4 separate regions of the Homo sapiens genome follow, and regions 1, 3 and 4 are each linked to region 2. Evidence: chromatin loops called from intact Hi-C (ENCODE). Cell type or tissue: heart right ventricle. All regions are shown on one strand.

The links. A loop is a pair of places that touch in the nucleus more often than their neighbours do. Peaks named below come from ENCODE experiments on the same cell type or tissue, not always from the same donor. Only the 100,000 strongest peaks of a DNase experiment are listed, where the experiment ranks them.
Region 1: a loop joins it to region 2, with 2.3 times the contacts of the local background. A loop is called at or near these places in 30 of 110 quality-filtered maps.
Region 3: a loop joins it to region 2, with 2.3 times the contacts of the local background. A loop is called at or near these places in 9 of 110 quality-filtered maps.
Region 4: a loop joins it to region 2, with 2.0 times the contacts of the local background. A loop is called at or near these places in 19 of 110 quality-filtered maps.

Annotation. Positions count from the first base shown.
Region 1 is chr11:43,841,903-43,846,902 of GRCh38, reverse strand. The region is part of intron 9 of HSD17B12 (hydroxysteroid 17-beta dehydrogenase 12); the gene reads right to left. Among named protein-coding and RNA genes, the nearest start is that of ALKBH3, 36 kb to the left of the region's middle. In heart right ventricle, no CTCF peak of the experiment used is centred here; no DNase peak of the experiment used is centred here.
Region 2 is chr11:43,571,377-43,576,376 of GRCh38, reverse strand. All of the region lies in intron 2 of LOC124902807 (potassium/sodium hyperpolarization-activated cyclic nucleotide-gated channel 4-like), which reads left to right. It also overlaps a transcript of HSD17B12 not described here. Among named protein-coding and RNA genes, the nearest start is that of MIR670HG, 4.6 kb to the right of the region's middle. RefSeq lists an enhancer at 280-1,022. In heart right ventricle, a CTCF peak has its summit at 2,925 (motif pointing right); a DNase peak (open chromatin) is centred at 2,314; H3K4me3 peaks cover 1,619 bases; H3K27ac peaks cover 1,111 bases; H3K27me3 peaks cover 4,410 bases.
Region 3 is chr11:43,831,958-43,836,957 of GRCh38, reverse strand. The region is part of intron 7 of HSD17B12 (hydroxysteroid 17-beta dehydrogenase 12); the gene reads right to left. It overlaps LOC107984328 (a long non-coding RNA gene), which reads left to right and starts at 3,010. Exons shown (of 2, transcript XR_001748197.3): 1 at 3,010-3,348. In heart right ventricle, no CTCF peak of the experiment used is centred here; no DNase peak of the experiment used is centred here.
Region 4 is chr11:43,692,446-43,697,445 of GRCh38, reverse strand. All of the region lies in intron 1 of HSD17B12 (hydroxysteroid 17-beta dehydrogenase 12), which reads right to left. Among named protein-coding and RNA genes, the nearest start is that of HSD17B12, 14 kb to the right of the region's middle. RefSeq lists an enhancer at 2,620-2,669. In heart right ventricle, no CTCF peak of the experiment used is centred here; no DNase peak of the experiment used is centred here.

The sequences.
Region 1 (5,000 bases), 270 kb before region 2:
CTTGACTGAAGACATGTGGAACATGATATATACCTCCAGTTTTGGACTTACTGTGGGTGTAATGTGTTTAAATATTTGTCTTTTGTGTGTGTGTGCCTTCAGCACAGGGACTGGGTCTTATTTACCTTTGTTTCCTAGATGTCTAGCCAAGGGTCTAATAAATAGCAGGCAGGAGCTGTTTGATAAACTAAATTGACTTTAAGCAAGTTTCAGGACTCCTCTTTATTTTTATTTTTTTGAGACAAAGTCTTGTTCTGTTGCCCAGGCTAGTATGCAGGGGTGTGATCTCAGCTCACAGCAACCTCTGCCTCCCAGGTTAAAACCATTTTCATGCCTCAGCCCCCTACAGTAGCTGGGTTTATAGGCATGCACCACCACACCTGGCTAATTTTTGTATTTTTAGGAGAGACGGGATTTCGCCATGTTGGCCAGGCTGGCCTTGAACTCCTGACCTCAAGTGATCTGCCTGCCTCAGCCTCCCAAAGTGCTGGGATTACAGGTGTGAGCCACCGTGCCCAGCACAGGGCTCCTGTTGATCCTGTTTCCTATTTGTAAAATGGGACTAGGTTAATATCTATGTAAAATGAGTTGACAAATGAGGTGAAAACTTGGGCATATTGTAGATATCCAATGAATATAAGTCTCTTTCCTCTCTTCTTCACCCTTATATATCATTTCCCAGCTTGGAGTGCTTTTATCTCACATCACTTATCCCACTTGCCAGAAGGGGAGATTAAGGCATAAAGTAATGAAGCAACTTTCTGTAGGTCAGATGATCACCGGATGTTGAAGGCAGAACTCAAACCTTGGTCTGCTGACTCCAAGCTCAGTGTCCTTTCCTCTCTGCCTCAAGGCACACCGATGACCAATGCAGTTTTCATAAAACCACAGCCTGGACTGAGGACACTGTGACCATGCTTTAGCTGTGACTTTTCATTTTGAAATGACGAAATATCCAGGCAGGGCTTCAGGAATTCTTTAGCATCAAAAATCTCTTTATGAGGCAGGTTTGTGAAGAAACATCACTGATGCTACATCTAGGGGAAATTTTGATAAGGGCCAAAATATTTGCACAGTTTTAGGGTCTCCCCACAGTTGCTTGTTAGTGCAAGGGAAATAATAGTAATTATATGGCAGAGAAGTTGGGTAACACCTAGAGTGGGGGATCAGAAACATCGCCACCAATGAAGAGCAGATGGATCTTCTGTGTCTCCCCACGTGAGGCCCTGACGACACAACATCACATACATATGTGATATTTTGGCCCGGAAAGCATAATCCGAATCTCACTTTTGGGTTTCTCTAAGGAAGCATCAAAGAAACCCCAAATGAGGAATGTATAATTAAAAAGGAGGAATACTGTACTCTTAAAAAATGTCACTGTCATGAAACACAAAGGTTTTAGATATATCCCAGGTTAAAGGAAATAAAAGAGACAGGACAACTAAATATGACACCTGATCCTAGATTGCATTCTTTAGTGGAGGAAGAGGAGAGGATAAAGAATATTGTAAGATCAAAAATTGGGCACAAATAATACATTAGATAAAATTATTGTATCACTGTTAAATCTGAGTTGATACGGGTATTGTGGTTACATATGAGAATATCCTTATTCTGGTTGGGTGTGGTGGCTCACGCCTGTAATCTCAGCACTTTGGGAAGCCAATGCGGGAGAATTACTTGAGCTCAGGAGTTTGAGACCAGCCTAGGTGACAAAGTGAGACCCTGTCTCAACAAAAAATGCTAGGCTTGGTGGCATGTGCCTGCGGTCCTAGCCACACAGGAGGCTGAGGTGGGAGGATCACTTGAGCCTGGGAGGTCAAGGCTCTAGTGAGCCATGATAGCTCCACTACACTCCAGCCTGGGTGACAGAGTGAGAACCTGTCTTCAAACAACAAACAAACAAACAAACAAACAACCCCTTATTTTTCAGAAGTACACACTCAAGAATTTAGAATTGAAGGACCATAATGTTTGCACTTACTCTCCAATGATAAGACAAATGCGGTAAAATGTTAACAGTAAGAAATCTAAGCAAAGGGTATCAGAGTATTGTCTGCACTATTTTTATTCTTGTAACTTTTCTGTAGACTTGAAATTATTTCCAAATAATTTTTTTAAAAACAGAAGGCTTATGAAAATTTTGCAGAATAAGAGTTCAAGAGGTATAGTTTTAGGATTTAGTCTTAGTCTTAGCTACTTCCTGCTTGCTCAGTATTAACTGCTAGTCAGTACAGGGTAGACAGAAGGAGCCCAGGGCTAGGGCCCACTACCTAGCCAGTCAAATTACTTATAATAATTTTGCCTTTTGAAAGACACAAGTGTCTTTTTTTTTTTTTGACTGGACTTTAATTATAAGGTAATGAGAACAAACAGTCCTCATCAACAGACTACACTTATGATAAGGTTTCCTTGAGAATGTGCTTCTCATCCTCTGTTCAAAATCAAATAGTCTCTCAGGCCCATCATTCACCTCCAGGGCATTTACATCACTTGTTGTTGTTACTGTGTTTTTGCATTCCCAGGAAATGATTATATAATGGCAAATCTGAATTCTTGAAGGCAATTTTAAATGATCTTATAAAATTATAGGAAAGAAGTTAAGAAGTTGAGGGAAAGATGGGGAGAGAAATGCAAAAGAAAAATATTAAGAAGTAATCTGAAACAATCTAGAATTTGAACAATATACCCTCTTCCTTCCCCAAAAGAGCAATCTGATGTACATTCACACGGAGGTAGACCTAAAAAGATAGCATTCTTTGCAAGGCTTAGAAAAAAATGGAAACATGGCCACATAGCATTAGTCTAGAAGCCATTCAGATAAAGAGGCTGAAAATTCAAGGCCAGGAGCATATGGGAGCAATAGAAGAAGCTCAAAAAGCCATCAAAACAGATGCCTGTGTACCACAAAGCTTGACCATGCACAACCAGAGTTTTCTGTGATGCCATGGAAAAGGTGGGTCTCCCGTTTACCACAAACAACAAGTGCCGCCAGCAACACAGAGACAAATAAGATAAAAAGCCCTGTTCTCGAGAATACATGGAAGTGGGGAGACAGGGAAGGGCCAGACAGTAGCAGGCAGAGGTATACAAGGAGCTCCAACGAGAGCCCAAAGAAAGGCCTAACCAAATGTGCCAAGGAGCTGAGAGAAGGCTTTCCAGGGCAGGGGAACTGTGGCCCAAGCCTTGAGAGAGGGACAGCAGCCATAGGGTTCAGGTGCAAATAGGGCTGGGAGGAGATACAGTGAGAAGAACTGGAGAGGAGTTGGGGAAAGGATGCCAACAGAGGAGCCAGTCATGGGCACTTCAGAGGGCAGAGCATGTACTAGACACTGGGATGTCCACTCTGGCCTGAACGTCGGGGAGGACAATGGAGTGGCAAGAAAGGAGATGGCCTTGTGGAGTTCGAATTTAATCCTAAACCTTATGGGCAGCCACTGGAGGACTAGGAAGGAAAGCAACATTATCTGATTTGTATTTTAATAAGATCACCCAGGAAACATGTGTGGGCTGGAGTACGAGGCAGAATCAGCTGATAAATACTCCTAGTCCAAAAAATTTGTGGGCATAAACACCGCCAAAGAAAAACCAATCATTTTTAACTCTGAGCTTCATTTAGACTACATTTTTTTTGCCCCTTTGATCAGAATTAATAAGAGGTTCTCTTTCTATTCTACTTCAACATTCTGATGTATTCACACAGAATGACGACTGTGCTTTCCCTCACAAACATTTGAGTCTTTATTTTTTCATCAAATTCATTCAAAGTTTAAACCTTGAATGAATTCATATGACAAAACACAATGACAGATGAAATGACAGTTTATACTTCATTATTAGGGAAAAACAAAAGTTTATCAAAATAAAATATTTCAGAAGACAAATGCTAATGTGTTTTTACAGTAGCTTCTAGTCACACCAGATTACTAGGTGGAAAATCTGGAGAAAAGATCTTTGAGGGAAACAAGTTGTGAGAATGAGAGAGGAGACAGTCTTGCTTATTAACGGAATTTTAGAAATTGATTGTCTGTTCACAAGGCCTAATGCTACCTTCTGTCACTGAGACACTTACAGCTTCTGGTCACTCTGCTTATAGTCAATCACCAATGGACCTTTTTAGGATTCCTGCCTAGTCGCAATAGGTGTTTACAAACTATTCAGTTAATAGTGTAATTACAATTAGATTCATCAGAAAGAAAATGGTATACCATTGCCTGGCATGTGATACCTTCCCATGAATACCTTCTCATGGAATGTAATAGCTTCTCAAGAACATTTTACTGGTGTCCTTGTTACTAAAATACAACATATTCTACATAGAACATTCGCATTACTAACATTAAAATGACTGGTGTCAAGGAAAGGGGAAAAAGAGAGTACAGTAATTTAGTATAAAATCCAGGATTCTAGAACACATGTCCTTCCGAATGAAACCTATACATATGGGAAGCTGCAAGTCAGAAATAACACCAAGTGGCTATGACATCTAAGCTTCCCTTGGATGAAAGCTCAGGTCGGGGTTTAGAGGAAGCAGGCTCTTAGATGATCCTGGAAGATGAGGAAACAGTCATCCCCCCTTCCTTTCATTACCATTCTATCTCACAGTAGGTGACTTAGCTCCCACCAGTATCTACTCAATAAAAAGGTTTAGAAGCTACATCTACATGACATTTACACCCATCTTGATGCTCTACAGGCATAAAGGAGGAAATGGAACTAACCAACCACCTTCTGGTTCCATCACTCCCTGAGCACAGATGGATCCAGTAAGTGTTCAATGTTGACTTACAGGCCTGGAGCAAGTAGCCTAGTGGTTAAGAACAAAGGCTTTAGTGCCAAACAGACCCAGATTTGAGTCCCAGTTCAACATGGGCAAGTGGCTTACCCTCTCTAAGCCCCAATTTCTGCAATTAAAAATAATAATAATCATCATCACACCATTGTATGAGATTGTTATGAGATGCAGTGAAATGATACATATTAAAGTGTTTAGCACT
Region 2 (5,000 bases):
ACTGAAAAAACCTCCACACACAAAGGCATTTCGCTGGAACCTTACTTCCAAAACATTAAATGTGCATTAAACGCCCCCTCCTCACTTTTTTTTCCTGCACCACCAGACTCACTTGCATAACTGCAGAAAATGTTTTTCAAATCAGAAAAATACCCAAATATTTCTTATATTCTCCCTCCCTCCCGTTAACTCCCATCTGTCTCTGCCTGTTGCAAGCTCCTCGCAGTCTCCCCGAGCAGAAGGCGTTGGAGTGGTTGTATTCTTAGAGCTGCATGTCTCCATTGATCAGATTCCCTACATGCTGAGGAAAGTAGGGGGTGGGGGGGCATAGCCCCTTCCCCAGAGGAGCTTCCCAGGAGAGCTCTAGAAGCGATTGCTATCCACGATGGAGATTCCCAGATGAGGAAAAAAAAAATCATCCATACCCTTCCCACGTTTCCCACCCACGCTCTGCAAAATCGCGTTGTGTTTGCAACACACCGCCTTTGGAAATGTATATTTTGAAAGCTGCATATGTGTGTCTGTGTGTGTGTTTTGCGTTCTAGTAATTCACTACGAGGGGGCTGGAGAAAATAGACTCATGAAGGCAGCGCGGAGCAGCCGCCTTGAGTCTCCTTTGCCAGCCTGCGTCAGTCATCAGCTACTGACGTCACGTGCAGATTCTCCTCTTTGGTGGGTCTGGTTCAGCTGAGAAGACGCTTCTGCTCGGAGACAGCGCTTTGTGTTCCACGCAGCCACTGAGCAGGCGAGGCGGCCGAGGCGGGCGCCACCCCAGGCTTGGGCTGGGCAGCTGCAGAGCAGGCTGCAGCCTAGTCTGCACCGGGCAAGCGGGGCCCCGAGGGGCGTGCCCAGCAGGACAGCCCCCTCCCCAAACTCTCCCAAGACGCCCAATGCAAACTCGGCCGTGCACACGCTCCCGCGCGCGTCCTTTCCCCGCCCTTTCTCATCTGGTCACTGTAGCATAGACAGCTATGGCTGTAACTCGGATTAATTCTGTGTGTTTGTCGGGCAGATAGCCCCGGCTCCTCGAGTGACGCAAATAACAGATTCTAAGGCTCCCGCTCTCTCCCTCCTGCTCTCTTTTTCTCCCTCCTTTTCCCTCTTCTGTTTCCTGCGCCCACGCATCCTGCCTGGTCTCCCACGGAATCAGCCAGTTATACAGCTTCCCAGAGAGCAATGATCCGAGTTACAGAGAGACGGACAGACTCCCAGAGCAGAAACAAATAAGCCTGCAATTAAATACACACATGCACACAACCCTTTGCAAATGGCCAGCAGCCATTTAGGGGCTCCCCTGTGTGGGGGAAAGGGGAGCTGATTCACAAATCCACCGCCCTCGAAGGCGTCAGTTCTGGCGGTGGGGAGCGCCCAGAGGGGAGTGTCCGGCTTGCTACTGCGGCTTTCCCCTCTGCTCTCCACCCGAAGAGGAAACTCACCTCTATAAATACCCAGATAGCAGGGTATTCTGGAATAAATAACTTTTGTTGAATGGTAGGAGGAGGAGAAAATTCAACAAAGACTGCAAATGCTTAGTCTCCAGCGACATTATCAGGACTTTTTAAGGCGAGGTGACGTTTACCCTTTCTCCCTCTCAAAGACCAGGATATCTTTTTTCTGCTTAAAATAATGTCCCTGAAAAATGAGCTCAATGGATTAGTGCTATTTTTAAACCAATCTGAATGGAGCTTGCTTCCTAAGGGTGAGGAAGGGTGTGCATGTGTGTGTGGATGTGTGTGTCTCAGGGTGTGTGGGGTGTGTCTGAATCTGAGGTTTTCAGCAGAAGAAATGCCACACCTCAGCATGACAAAGGGTTTCTTGATTGATGAGTGATGGAGGTGGGGAGAATTCTTGCAGATTGGAAGATCTGAACAAAACCACATGCACACAAATCACCCTCCTTAAATGCACACATATCCTAGATCCACTTGGATAACTTCTGCCCTGAGAGGGGGAAAACCAGAAAGCAGAGAGCTATTTACAATCATGGCTGGAGGAATGGCTGATCTTCTTTCTTAACCCTAATTATCGACCTTCCCTGCAATGGTTTCCTTTGATGCCAGTAAACACTTTTCCAGAGGTTATCACTTGGATTTGGGGCACAAGGCCTGGGAGAGAATGATCATGGGCCTCAGCTGTGTCATCTCCCTTTTCAGGATCTCCTACTCTTTGTAACTTGCCTGAGAGATTTGGGGTTAAGCTTAGCCCATCCACTACCCTCAATTCCTGTCTGTGGCTTTAGCTGTGCCTACTAAAGGGAGACAGAGGACGTCTGCTGTGTATGGAGGACACCCTCTGGCAGCCCATCAGCAGCTGTTTATTTTTAGCTCACGATTGCATACATGCATGCATGTGAGAATGTTGCTGCAGTTGGGAGGTGTGCAGTCAGGAGAAATATCAATGAGAGGGAGGCGGCCCTGGTTCTTGCACTGAAGATGACTTATCACATGGGGTCATCAAATGTGGCCAGATGGACAGGAGACGCCGGCAGTGTTTCAATAAAGTCTCCTTGGATTAATGAAAATGTCAGGCTAAACATGTTTTTAAAGGCACAGAGTAGGTATGTTTTTAGATATGAAATTAGGTATGTGTAAGCATAAATTCATGTGTGTGGGCACATTCACAGAAGCCACATGGTTTCTGTTTGGACTATTGAAACTATACAGAGCAGGGCACTTTAGAATGTAACTGCTTTCTATGCTGTATATAGTGGCTGAGTGTTATTGTGTCTGATGTTGAGATCAAGACAGATTCATTTAAAATCACTTAACAACTTTTAAGCAAACCCAGAATCTAGTCCTAACAAGTAAGGTAGCGTTGGAAATGGAAGAAATGCACATCAGAACTTTAAGGGCAGCAGCCAAAATTATGCTGGTGTAACGCCGGCTTCCTGGTGGATTCAATGTCTTTGCTCCTCCCTCCCAGAAGAGGGCGCCTCTCTGCCTTGTTTCTGTCTTGCTCCAGTAATCAAGACAGAGAGGGGCTTGGAAGCTCCGCAGAAACATCTGCAGAAAGTTAGACCTCCATAGCTAGCATCTCCATTTCCCCTACTCCTCAGTCAGGTCCTTTGGAGGATGTCTGGGCTGGAGCTGGTGAAATTGGCTTCCCGAGCTGTCTCATCATCCTGTACTAAGGGCTGTGGTGCCCAATTCCTGTCTGAGCAGTCAAGCTAAAGACCCTGCAAATGAATAGACTGATGTGGAACCTGTCCAAGGTGAAAACCGCCTTCTGCATTGCCAGCTCATTCCAGAGCATCCCAAGCATGAGGAGGACTCGTTCCCCCAATGCTCCCCCAGAGGGCTTGTGGGAGTAGGCTGCTTATCACGAAGCCCTTGAAAAGAACTGAGTCTCCTCTCTTTCAGGGTGAGCGAAGCCCAGAAACTCCTGCCTGCGTCGACTGTCTCCTCCCCAAGCACCACGAAAAATGCCAGTAGGTAATGTACTGGATTTGGAGAAGGAAAAACAGTCCAGCTCCCATGATATCAACCAAGGGAAGTCCCTCAGGGAGGAAGTCTAGGAAAAGGATTCCTCTTTTCCTAAAGGTGTCTTCATCAGGGAGCAGAACTATTTTGGCCTAAGGAAAAGAGGGAGAGAGAAGAAACCAATAGTTTTTCAGCTTCAACTATATGCCAGACACTGTGCCGGACACTTTTACATAAGAAGCTTTATTTAATCCTTAAGGCAATTCTCTAGGTGTCATTATGATAATGGTACCTACCCCTTAGGCTTGTTGAGCATAGAAATCACTCCCAAAACAGTTATTATTTTTCCCATTTGAAAGCTAGGGAAATGGAGACCATAACGTTTAAACAGCTTGTCTAAAAGTCTTAGAACTTGAAGTTACAAAACTAAGGATCAGATCAAATTCATATCTGTATGGCTCCAATACTCATGCCACATCACTCCATCATGTTGCCTCGATTCCAACCTCTGATCTTTAATATTCCAGGTCTATCCCCCAACATGTGGAGTTGGAGGTGTCTGGGACTTTCTCAGACATTTTCTGAATAACGAGACTGATCTATTCCTCCTAAGAAGCCTGTTAGCGAATAGATGCCCCCTGAATAAGGCTCTCTGCCTGTGAGAAGAGACCCCTCCATCCTATTTCAAGGAAAGCCCTAGCTGGTTTAGCCTCATCCAAAACTCAAGGGATTTGCCTGAAACCAACCAGTTTGTGGTGGAGATGCAGTGAACTTGACATTCATTCAGGCTGCTGCATCCAAGCATGCTTCCACTCACACCGAGGATGCCCCTGAGATGGTCCAGGGAAGAATTAGGAACTCCCTGGTCCAGTCTTCCAAGAAACCTTTCCTAAAGTAAGAACAGCAGAAAGTCTACATGCACCTTGAGTTAGCTAGTCATCCTAGTCCTCCGTCGCTCCTTCAGAAACTAGCATCTCTGATTATTTTTCTGATTCTGAAAACTTTATAGGCTGAGCCATTAGCACGGTGGGGGTAGATAGGCCACAGCATGCATAATTCAGGCTATTTCAAGATCCCCTCCCCTTGTTAAATACACATTTTCATCACTTACCCTGATCAAGAAGTATATTCGGTCTTGGAAAGCACTTCTTAGAAGCCAGCATATTTGGAGATTTGAGGGTGAAAGTTTTAAGGACCACTGGATGCTGGAGGAAAGTGACTGTAATTCCACCCCTTCCCCCTTTTTTTTTGGTTGCCATCAACAACTCAAAATAGTCTCAACAGTCTATTCACCTGAAAGTAACATTGTTCAACTTCAGAACAGTTGAGACAATATCTGCTTTTCGCACAACCCCATTATCGATGGGCAAACTCAAATGCCCTCCTCTCAGCCATTCTAACTGCTGGACACCTTGGAGAACCAGATGATAGGTTTTCCCATGCCTTGCTGATAAAAGGCACATTGGAGAGAATGAGAACCTAGAGAGTCACTCAGGAATACCTAGAGTTGGTTTCATGGTGAGGATCTCAGCAAAGACAGGGGAGCTAAAGCAAGCACATGATAGGGGGCTGAGGCTGGGG
Region 3 (5,000 bases), 260 kb before region 2:
TTAGGAGGGTTTTGAATAAAGTTGGAAATAAGTAGTCAATGGGTTAATTATATCATTCTGGTATTTTTTGTCTGTGTCTTCCTCAGAAGCAGAAAAGTCTTTTCTTTTTAAATTTTAAGGTAAGAATTTGTATCAGGAGTTAGAACCCAACAATTCGAACATAAAAACTGGTAAATTAGCAATGAATATCTAGTCCTTTCATTTTATCTATATTTCTGAGAAATTCCTTTGATGAAAATAGAAAAACCACTTTTGTTACAGGAGATTTTTAATTTAGTATTAATTTGTAATATTTAAAATATCTTTATCTTTTTTGGGGTATTGATAATGTTCAAAAATTAGACTGTGGTGATAGTTGCACAGCTCTGTGAATACCCTAAAAACCATTAAAGTGTATACTTTAATGGGTAGATTGTTCAGTATGTGAAATTTATCTCAACAAATCTATGAAAAGAGAGAGAAAAATATTTATGACATATTGGAATGTATCACCTTTAAACTGGGAGCAGATCCCAATCAAGTGAAAACTAAGAGAGCTATTGTATCGTATGCAACACAATATGCTTTCTAAGAAGTAACCCTCAATCTTGACAAGTCAACCCTTCTCCTGCATCCTAAGCATCCTTGTAGGTATGGGTAGTGTTTTATTTTAACCTTTTCTCACATAACTGGGAACAGCTATGTCCAAACTCATTCACAGCAAGTGAAGACACAACTAGTTTGAAGTAGATGCAGAAAAATGAGGCTTTCCACTGAAGCTGCAGCCTATCACTGCTTGGCCTAACAGCTGGATTAAATGCTCCATTATACTCAAGTTAGCTGGGGTTGTTATATGTGCCCTTGAACAGAAACCTTACATTTTAAATTTCATTTCTCGCTAACAAAATGCAATTTAAAAATCTGTAAAAGGTAAAATTTAACATTATCAAGTGCACTTTAAAAATTAAATCTTGACCTGATCAAAACAGACCCTTAAAACTTCACTCACCAAAGCAATGATCTAAGTACAGGAAAAGTCATTTAAAGATAATAAAAGTTCCTTTCCCATATTAAAATACAATACAGATCAATTATCCAATGTCACATTCATGCAGTCATCCTCCCTTACTTGTTTGCTCCTTAAGGCAACTAAGATTTTGTTTCTCAAGTATTCTAATCCTATTGAAAACTTCTAGGAGGTGGAGTTGCTTTGAATTAGTGAAAAGTCAGAGTTTGAGGGTACTTCATACAAAATACAGTATTTGCATGCTAAAACACATGAAAACAAATCTAAGACTAATAAATGATAAAGCAAGAATGCACTCGACCTAAGTAAATAAAAGAGTAGCATTTAAAATTGTACCAAAGTGACAGTAGAGAAAATAGCCCTTCTACAAATCTCTGTCCTACCATTAAGCTCACATATTTGTCTAACAAAAACCTTCCTCCCACACCCACACACACAACAGTGTAAAACTCTCTCGCTCTTTCTTTCCAAAGGCAATAATATTCAACTTAGTTCTGTCTGAATCACAGCTAATATACTGGTGTAGCCTGCCTCAATCTTTGTACTGTATACAGTATCTGTTCTCTATGTAGAAACGGGGCTGAGCATTTGGGACTGCAAGGCACAAAAGACTCGCCCTTTAAATCAACCGTGTTGTCTAGCTCTAATCCTCCATCTAAGCAGAATTAGTGACGTCAAACCAGTTTCCATGGCACAGCCAGACTCATGACAACTCTGTTATATCAAGCAGAAGGACAAAATGGGCTGCGCTTAATTGCACACAGAAACAAACATGAAACTAAACCCTGGTTAATCTCTCATTTTCTGGGGACTCGGGAACAATTCTAAGATTGGAAGGTACATTAAGAATTTTTGCTGAAGTTCTATAATGAAGACTCATGTTGCTCATACTTCAGCGCATTTTCTAGTTTGTTATGACAAATATCCAAATAAACAAGTCAAGCAATGTTTTCTGTAATGCAACATTCTTAATTCATTATACTGCTTACTTGCTAACAGCCACACAATGCTGTCTCAGTGGTACAAATTACTGAGGATCTACTAGAACTAAAATGTTGCGAAAAAACCCAAAGCAGAAAACACCAATTGCTGACAGGAAAGTACCTTTTCATATAAACATATTCTCTTTAATTACTAGTCCTCCCACAAGCCAGACATTAAATTCGCCCAACTCTATAAAACTCAGTCCCTCACACTTACAGCTTCCTATAGATATGCTCTCTCATGGAATTCCCTCAGACCTGTGAAATTCCCAATAAGACTCCCTTAATTGTCACCTGGATTAAAAAAAAATTGCCAAGCCTTTATTTTATAAGTGCTTTAATATTCTATCAGACTGTTGTGGTATCCTTGTCCACACCTCTATAAAAATTCTACTGTCATAGAGGACGTAATAGGTCTCCTTTGAAGTAAGTCACTGTTTTCTACCTTCCTTAGAAACCTCATCACTGTCCCACAGTGCAGGTGGGAAGAGAGACCTGCTGCTATGAGGAACCGGAACTGCAGGGTTAATCCTAGTGGGGACTGCTAACTGCATACAGAATTTGATTGTAGCCAAGGAAGAATGTACAAAAAAAAAAAAATTCCATCCCAATTCTTCACATTTCCACTTCATATCAAGGAGTACAAAAGCAGGCTCTTGAGGGGGAGGGTTGTCATTATATATATATATTAAAGCTTAAATATAATACTGAAATTGGCACAGACAGTTCTGTAACAGATGCTCACGAAGACTGAGAAACCTATAAAAATAGAGATCTATGTCAAAAAGAATCTTAGAACATAGGGGTCAGGTGTATAATTAGAACCAGCAATCCAAATACTTACATTGTACAAATATTGCTTTGTGGAAGAAAGTTTGCAAACATTCAGCACATGAAAGAGAATTACTTGCCCTAAAACACCATAACATGTCATAATTCCACCTTAAGCAATACAGTTATGAAAGGGGCTATTTTTAGCTTTCCCATGGTTGTTATGGCAACCACCTCCTGGCTCCAGCTGTACACAATGTTTATAATTCCAGGGAAGTGAAAAGAGCAACTTTCCTCTATAATGTAATTATGTACTTTCTACATCTATGGTAACAATACCTTAGTTTGATTATAGGTATTTGTTTAGCGATAGTCAGTTGGCCCTAGGCTATAGTTCTAGAGGGTTTGGAAAATCTCCCACATCAGAGGTGGAAGCAGTGGAAGGAAAACAACAACAAAGGATCATGATAAAGGACTCTGCTGTTACTCAATGGAGATACTAATGCTATGGAAACCAGCCATAGGAAATAAGCCATTTGGGGATGGTGTAAAGAGCAGGCTATAATGAAACCACTTATAATATGTAAGGTAAGAATGCTTTCAATATGATCTGCTAACTTGGAATTTTTCTCTCCTCTTTGGGCATACAGCTAATATTTCTGGCCTTCTGTGCAGTAGTTGTAGCCTGTGACTGAGTTCTGCACAATGAAATGTGGGCAGAAGTGAAACTTCCCTTAAAACCATCTTTACTCTCTTGTCTTTCATCTGTCAGCTGGATGCAGAGAACTCCAAGACCCTAGAAAATGATGACGCCCCTAGATGGAAGGAGCCTCAGATCCTGAATGACGGGTAGAGAGGGGAGGGAAAAGTAAACCTTTATGTGTTAAGCCACTGAGATTTGGGAGTGGCATGTTTCAGCAGGTAGCTTACCTTGACTGACACATCTAGTAACTAAGTTCTTTAATTCAAGTAGACATAGACGTTCCTTTTCCTAACCAAAAGTATTGATTCATAACATCCACATATATTTCTCACTAGCTCTTAAGACGTATCAAAATGGTAATGTGGTGTCAGGTTCAGTCATAGCTTCTGAAAACTTCCCACCATTTCTCAACCTCAGTTTAAAATCAACTTGATCTTTCCTTTTTTTTTTTTTTTTTTTTTTGAGACAGGGTCTCGCTCTGTTGCCCAGGCTGGAGTGCAGTGGCACTATCTTGGCTCACTGCGACCAATGCCTCCCAGGGTTCAAGTGATTCTTGTGCCTAAGCCACCTGAGTAGCTGGGATTATAGCTGTGTGCCACCACGCCCAGCTAATGTTTTTGTACTTTTAGTAGAGATGAGGTCTTGCCATGTTGACCAGGCTGGTCTTGAATTCCTGGCCTCAAGTGATTCACCCACCTCAGCCTCCCAAAGTGCTGGGATTATAGGCGTGAACCACTGCGCCCAGCTTCAACTTGATTTCTTAAAAGGCAAGGATCCAACTCATCCTTGAGACGCTTGACTAAATGAATGCCTATTGAATGGATGGACTCTCCTTTTTTGCATTGCCTTTATGTAATGCTCCAGCTGTGATCATGGCTGTCAGGTCTACAGAGATAGCAGTGAAGTTCCCAGCTTCTTGGTTTTGTATTATTTACTAACTGTATAGCTTCATAGCACTCCATCTCTTTGGGCCTCTATTTTTTCATCTGTCAAAGGAGGGAAGTTACTGTCAATTAATTTAATGCACTGGATTTCTGTGACTCTTTGACTCTAAGACTTTATGCTGTAAAATGATTTTGCAACCATTATCTCTTTTGATATGGTTTTCATCAACATAATTAAAAATTCCTTTTACAATACCTCTGTGGTTTATAAGTGTTTCTTTTTTAATGGATAGATTTACTATTCTGAACCAATACCATGTTACCTGCAGATGTCAAAACTAGGATTAAGGTGATGGCCCAAATTTAATCCCTCCTGGGTTCTACTTTGCCCCAACTCTACCATCTTCTAGGGTTCTGGTCTGGTCTAACCACTGCCATTTATATATCTGACCATCAGGGGTCCACTCCCACTGGCACCTAACAATAGGCAGTTTGAAGATTTTAAAGGGAAGTGTTACTAAAATAAAACAATTAAAATACACAAAATAGTGTATATAAAATGGGATTACAAGGAGCTTTGCTGAGAAACTGTTTCTTAACTAGTCCCTGTAGATGCTCAACAAATGGATTCCTAACCTCAGTTTCCTCATCTG
Region 4 (5,000 bases), 120 kb before region 2:
GATATTTAGAAAAGTACCTGGTACATGGTAAGCTTTTTAATAAACATTACATCTTATTACCATTATGAACATCATCATCTTCTACTTTTCTTCCACATCTTGGATTAAATGTTGCTTCTTCCAGAAAACCTTCCTTAAGCCCCTGAACCAGGTTAGTGCCCCCATAGCCGGCTCCTGTAACACTTTTTGGATCTGCTTATATAATGTCTGTGTCTTCTGCCAGACCAGCAGAGATAGAGACCATGGCTTTCTTTTTGTTTGTTTGTTTTATTTCAAGTTCTGGGATATGTGTGCAGAATGTGAAAGTTTCTTACATAAGTATACATGTGCCATGGTAGTTTGCTGTACCTATCAACACATCATCTAGGTTTTAAGCCACATATGCATTAGCTATTTGTCCTAATGCTTCCCCTCCCCCTTGCCTCCCACCCCCCGCAACAAGTCCTGGTGTGTGTTGTTCCCCTCTCTGTGTCCACGTGTTCTCATTGTTCAACTCTCACTTATGGGTGAGAACATGTGGTGTTTGGTCCTCTGTTCCTATGTTAGTTTGCTGAGGATGATGACTTCCAGTTTCATCCATGTCCCTGTAAAGGACATGATCTCATTCCTTTTTTGGTTGCATAGTATTCCATGGTGTGTATGTACCACATTTTCTTTATCCAGTCTGTCACTGATGGGCATTTGAGTTGGTTCCATGTCTTCGCTATTGTAAATAGTGCTGCATTCAACATATGTGTCCATGTGTCTTTATAGTAGAATGATTTATATTCCTTTGGGTATATACCTAGTAATGGGATTGCTCACATGGTATTTCTGGTTCTAGATCCTTGAGGAACTGCCACACTGTCTTCCACAATGGTTGAACTAATTTAGAGTCCCACTAACAGTGTAAAAGTGTTCCTATTTCTCCACAGCCTCACCAGCATCTATCGTTTCTTGACTTTTTAATAATCGCCATTCTGGCTGGCATGAGATGATATTCCACTGTGGTTTTGATTTGCATTTCTCTAAAGATCAGTGATGTTGCGCTTTTTTCATATGTTTCTTGGCCACATAAATGTCTTTTTGAGAAGTGTCTGTTCATATCCTTTGCCCACTTTTTGATGATTTTTTTTCTTATAAATTTGTTTAACTTGCTTGTAGATTCCGGATATCAGAACTTTGAGACCATGGCTTTCTTGCTCATCACTATATTCTCATACCCAGCACAGGGCCTAGCATATAATCACCACACAATGAATATTTATCTGCTCCATAAAAAAGAACAAGATCATGTCCTTTGCAGGAACATGGATGGAACTAGAGGCCATTATCTTTAACAAACTAATACAGGAACAGAAAACCAAATACCACATGTTCTCACTTATAAGTGGGAACTATAATAGATGATGAGAACATGGACACATAGAGGGAAACAACATACACATGGGCCTTTCGGAGGGTGGAAGGTGGGAGGAGGGAGAGGATCAGGAAAAATAATGGGTACTAGGCTTAATACCTCGGTGATGAAATAATATGTAAAACAAAATTCCATGACACAAATTTACCTATGTAACAAACGTTCACTTGCACCCCTGAACTTAAAATAAAAGTTAGAAATATATGTATTTATTTATTTATCTGCTGAAGGAATGACCCAATCTGACTGTTTAATTACTACAAAGGTCATCCAGATGGCCAACTAAAATCTAAATTTCTTCTGGTAGAACCTAAGCCCATTTTCCTCCTTCCTCATCATTTAAAAGGCTTAAAAAGAAGAAGAAGAAGAAGAAGACTAATTAGAACATCCTCTTCAGTCTATTGCCTCTTTAAGAATCATCATTAAAAGATATCATTTATATTAATTTCATAATAAAGATTTTTTTTTGAGACGAAGTTTTGCTCTTGTTGCCCAGGCGAGAGTGCAATGGTGCAATCTCAATTCATTGCAACCTCTGCCTCCCAGGTTCAAGTGATTCTCCTGCCTCAGCCTCCCAAGTAGCTGGGATTACAGGCGTGCACCACCACGCCCAGCTAATTTTGTATTTTTAGTAGAGACCGGTTTTCACCGTGTTGGTCAGGCTGGTCTCAAACTCCTGACCTCAAGTGATCCACCTGCCTCGGCCTCCGAAAATGCTGGGATTACATGTACGAGCCACCACGCCCGGCCAATAAAGATAATTTTTAAAAACCCATCTGGGCCGGACACGGTGGCTCACTATTATAAACCAAGCCCTGGTATTCAGAAGATATTTGGTTAAAAAGCCTGCATGGATAATCCACTGTTTTTTCTAGGGCTAGTCCAGTGTTTCCCAAAATGCATGATCTTTTGAGACAGAGTCTCACTCTGTCTCCCAGGCTCAAGCAATTCTCCTGCCTCGGCCTCCCAAATGGCTGGGATTACAGACATATGCCACCACTTGGGGCTAATTTTTGTATTTTCAGTAGAGATGGGGTTTCACCATCTCTACTAGACCAGGCCAGGCTGGTCTAGAGCTTCTTGACCTCAAGTGATCTGCCCACCTCAGCCACCCAAAGTGCTAGGGTTACAGGTGTCAGCCACCGTGCCTGGCCCCCAAAATGCATGACCTTAAGAATCATCTTATTTGTTAAAAATACATGGTCCCATGCTCTTTTCTTACAGATTTTTTTTCTGTAGGTCTGTAGTAAAGCCCTAGAATGTAACGTTAATGAGCACACTGGACTGATTCATATGATCCAGATGAATTTGAATACTGCCATGATATAAACAGACCTTTAACTTTTATGTTTCTTTTTTGAGACAGGGTCATGCTCTGTTACCCAGGCTGAAGTGCAGTGGTGCAATCATGGCTCACTGCACCCTCAATCTCCGGGGCTCAAACAATCCTCCCACCTCAGCCATCTGAGTAACTGGGACTACAGGCATGTACCACCATGCCTGGCTCATTTTTTTTCTTTTTTCTTTTTTTTTGCCCTGGCTGATCTGGAACTCCTGGGCTCAAGCAATCCTCCCACCTCAGCTTCCCAAAGTACTGGGATTACAGGCATGAGCCACCACACCTGGCCAACCTTTCACTTTGAAGCAACATTTGAGAAATTCTCCAACTTGTAAGCTCATGTGCAAGTATTCCAAATGGCCTTAAAATCACCCTTATTTAGCAGCTTTGGCAGTAAATTAGAAAGAACATGGAGCCTAGAGTCAGAAAACCTAGATTCAATTTCTTCTGCTACTTACTATCTGTGTAACCCTTATACCAGTCACTGCATCTCCATCTGGTCTTGGTATATTACATGGAAATAACAAAACCAACCCTAACCTGCCTCATAGGGTTGTTATGGAAATAATTCAAGAATACTTGAAAAGGGCTCTGTAAATTAAAATGTCACCATTACAGTAACATTTTATTAAATCAGCCTGCTCTAATTCAGAATGTGTGAATGTTGTTGTCTAGCCCAATGTGGCTTTTGTTTTCACGTTATCTGTAAGGAGATCATCGCCTCCTTACACATGACAGACAGTGATAGGCATTGGAACACACAGATAAGCAGTAGCTTCCTGTTCCACGGCAAAATTATAAGATTGGATGTGCAAGATCAGGGGAACCTGTCTACTGTATGAGTACTGCTTCTACAGGACTAGAGTCTCAGCTATCAGTAAAGCAAAGCTGACAATATTCCTACTGGAAGTTAGCTTGGTTATGAGCAGTTAATGCCAGTCATTACAGTAAAATCAATCTGAAGAAGTTTTCTCCAGACTAGGAATATTAAAGGATTTTTTTACACTGGTATTTAAATTTCTAAAAAATACTATATTCTTTTTTGGCCACCTTGAGGAACATATACTAAATGCAGTATTTCCTTGGGAATTAAGTGTCATCAACATAATCAGTAGTTTGGGATATAAGCACAGCTGAGACTCTGGGTAGGAGATATTGGATCAACTAACTTAGCTTGCACCACTATATACAATGAACAAGTGCCTCCTGGTCTTAACATCTATGTAGGGTGTACCAAGAGCATGGCATAATGGCATCCTTAAGGGCTAAAAAGGTACATATCATTTCTTTAAGAGTTTAGGCTCTTGTATAGAGAGGACTGTTTCTTGCCTCATACCAGTTTCAGGAATGTGTGATGATGTCCAGTTCTGCCAGCATCCTCATCACTATCACTAAATCACCTCTGCTTTTCCTCCTCACCACTTTCCTCTAATTCAACCCAGACAAATCTCTTCCACTTTGCTGTCAGAGCCTGCTGCTCATCGCTCCTATCGTTGCTTTTAATCAATCTACCACAGATGCATCCACCACTTCTGCCCTTTGCCACTGAACTGTCTGGCCTGGCCATTCTCTAACTGGATGCATAATCTTGGGCAAGTCATTACCTTTTCCAGCATGTATTTCCCTAATAATTGAAGTGAAGAGGTTGCTAACATCCCTTCCAGTTCTGCTATTCTATCATGATTCTCTTCTGCCTCCTGATTTTTTTCATTTTCTCAAGTTTTTTCACAAAATGGCTGACTAAACTTGTGTAAAAATTGTCAACCAACTGTAGTATTCATTTATTTCCATGAAGCAAATAAACTATATACTCAATGCTCTATGGTTAACTTTATAGCAGTTTCTGGTTCTATATGCTTACTATTCAATGTATTTACTATCAAAGAGATTTTCCAGGGAATTTGGTCCAGAGTCTTCAACAATTCAAAAAGAATGGTAGTTCCAGAAGGTATGGACTTATTTTATCACAATTTCAAAATTAAAAACTACATTTTGGTCAACACACTCTAGAATTTAATTTTTCACGAATTAGTCTTACCAATAAGCCTTACCAATTAGCAAGGTGTTACTAAAACTTTAATTGGAGAAATCTTTCTTACTAAAGGAAAATCTACTCACAACAATTTTGTAAAGATTTGGGAAAGAATAATAAATATACTACCAAATTTATATTTAATGTTTATTAAATATGGCAGAGTGTTCAGTTCCCTGTAACTCCCTGTAATTTCCTGATACCACAGATGAAGAAAGGTTAGCCTGTTA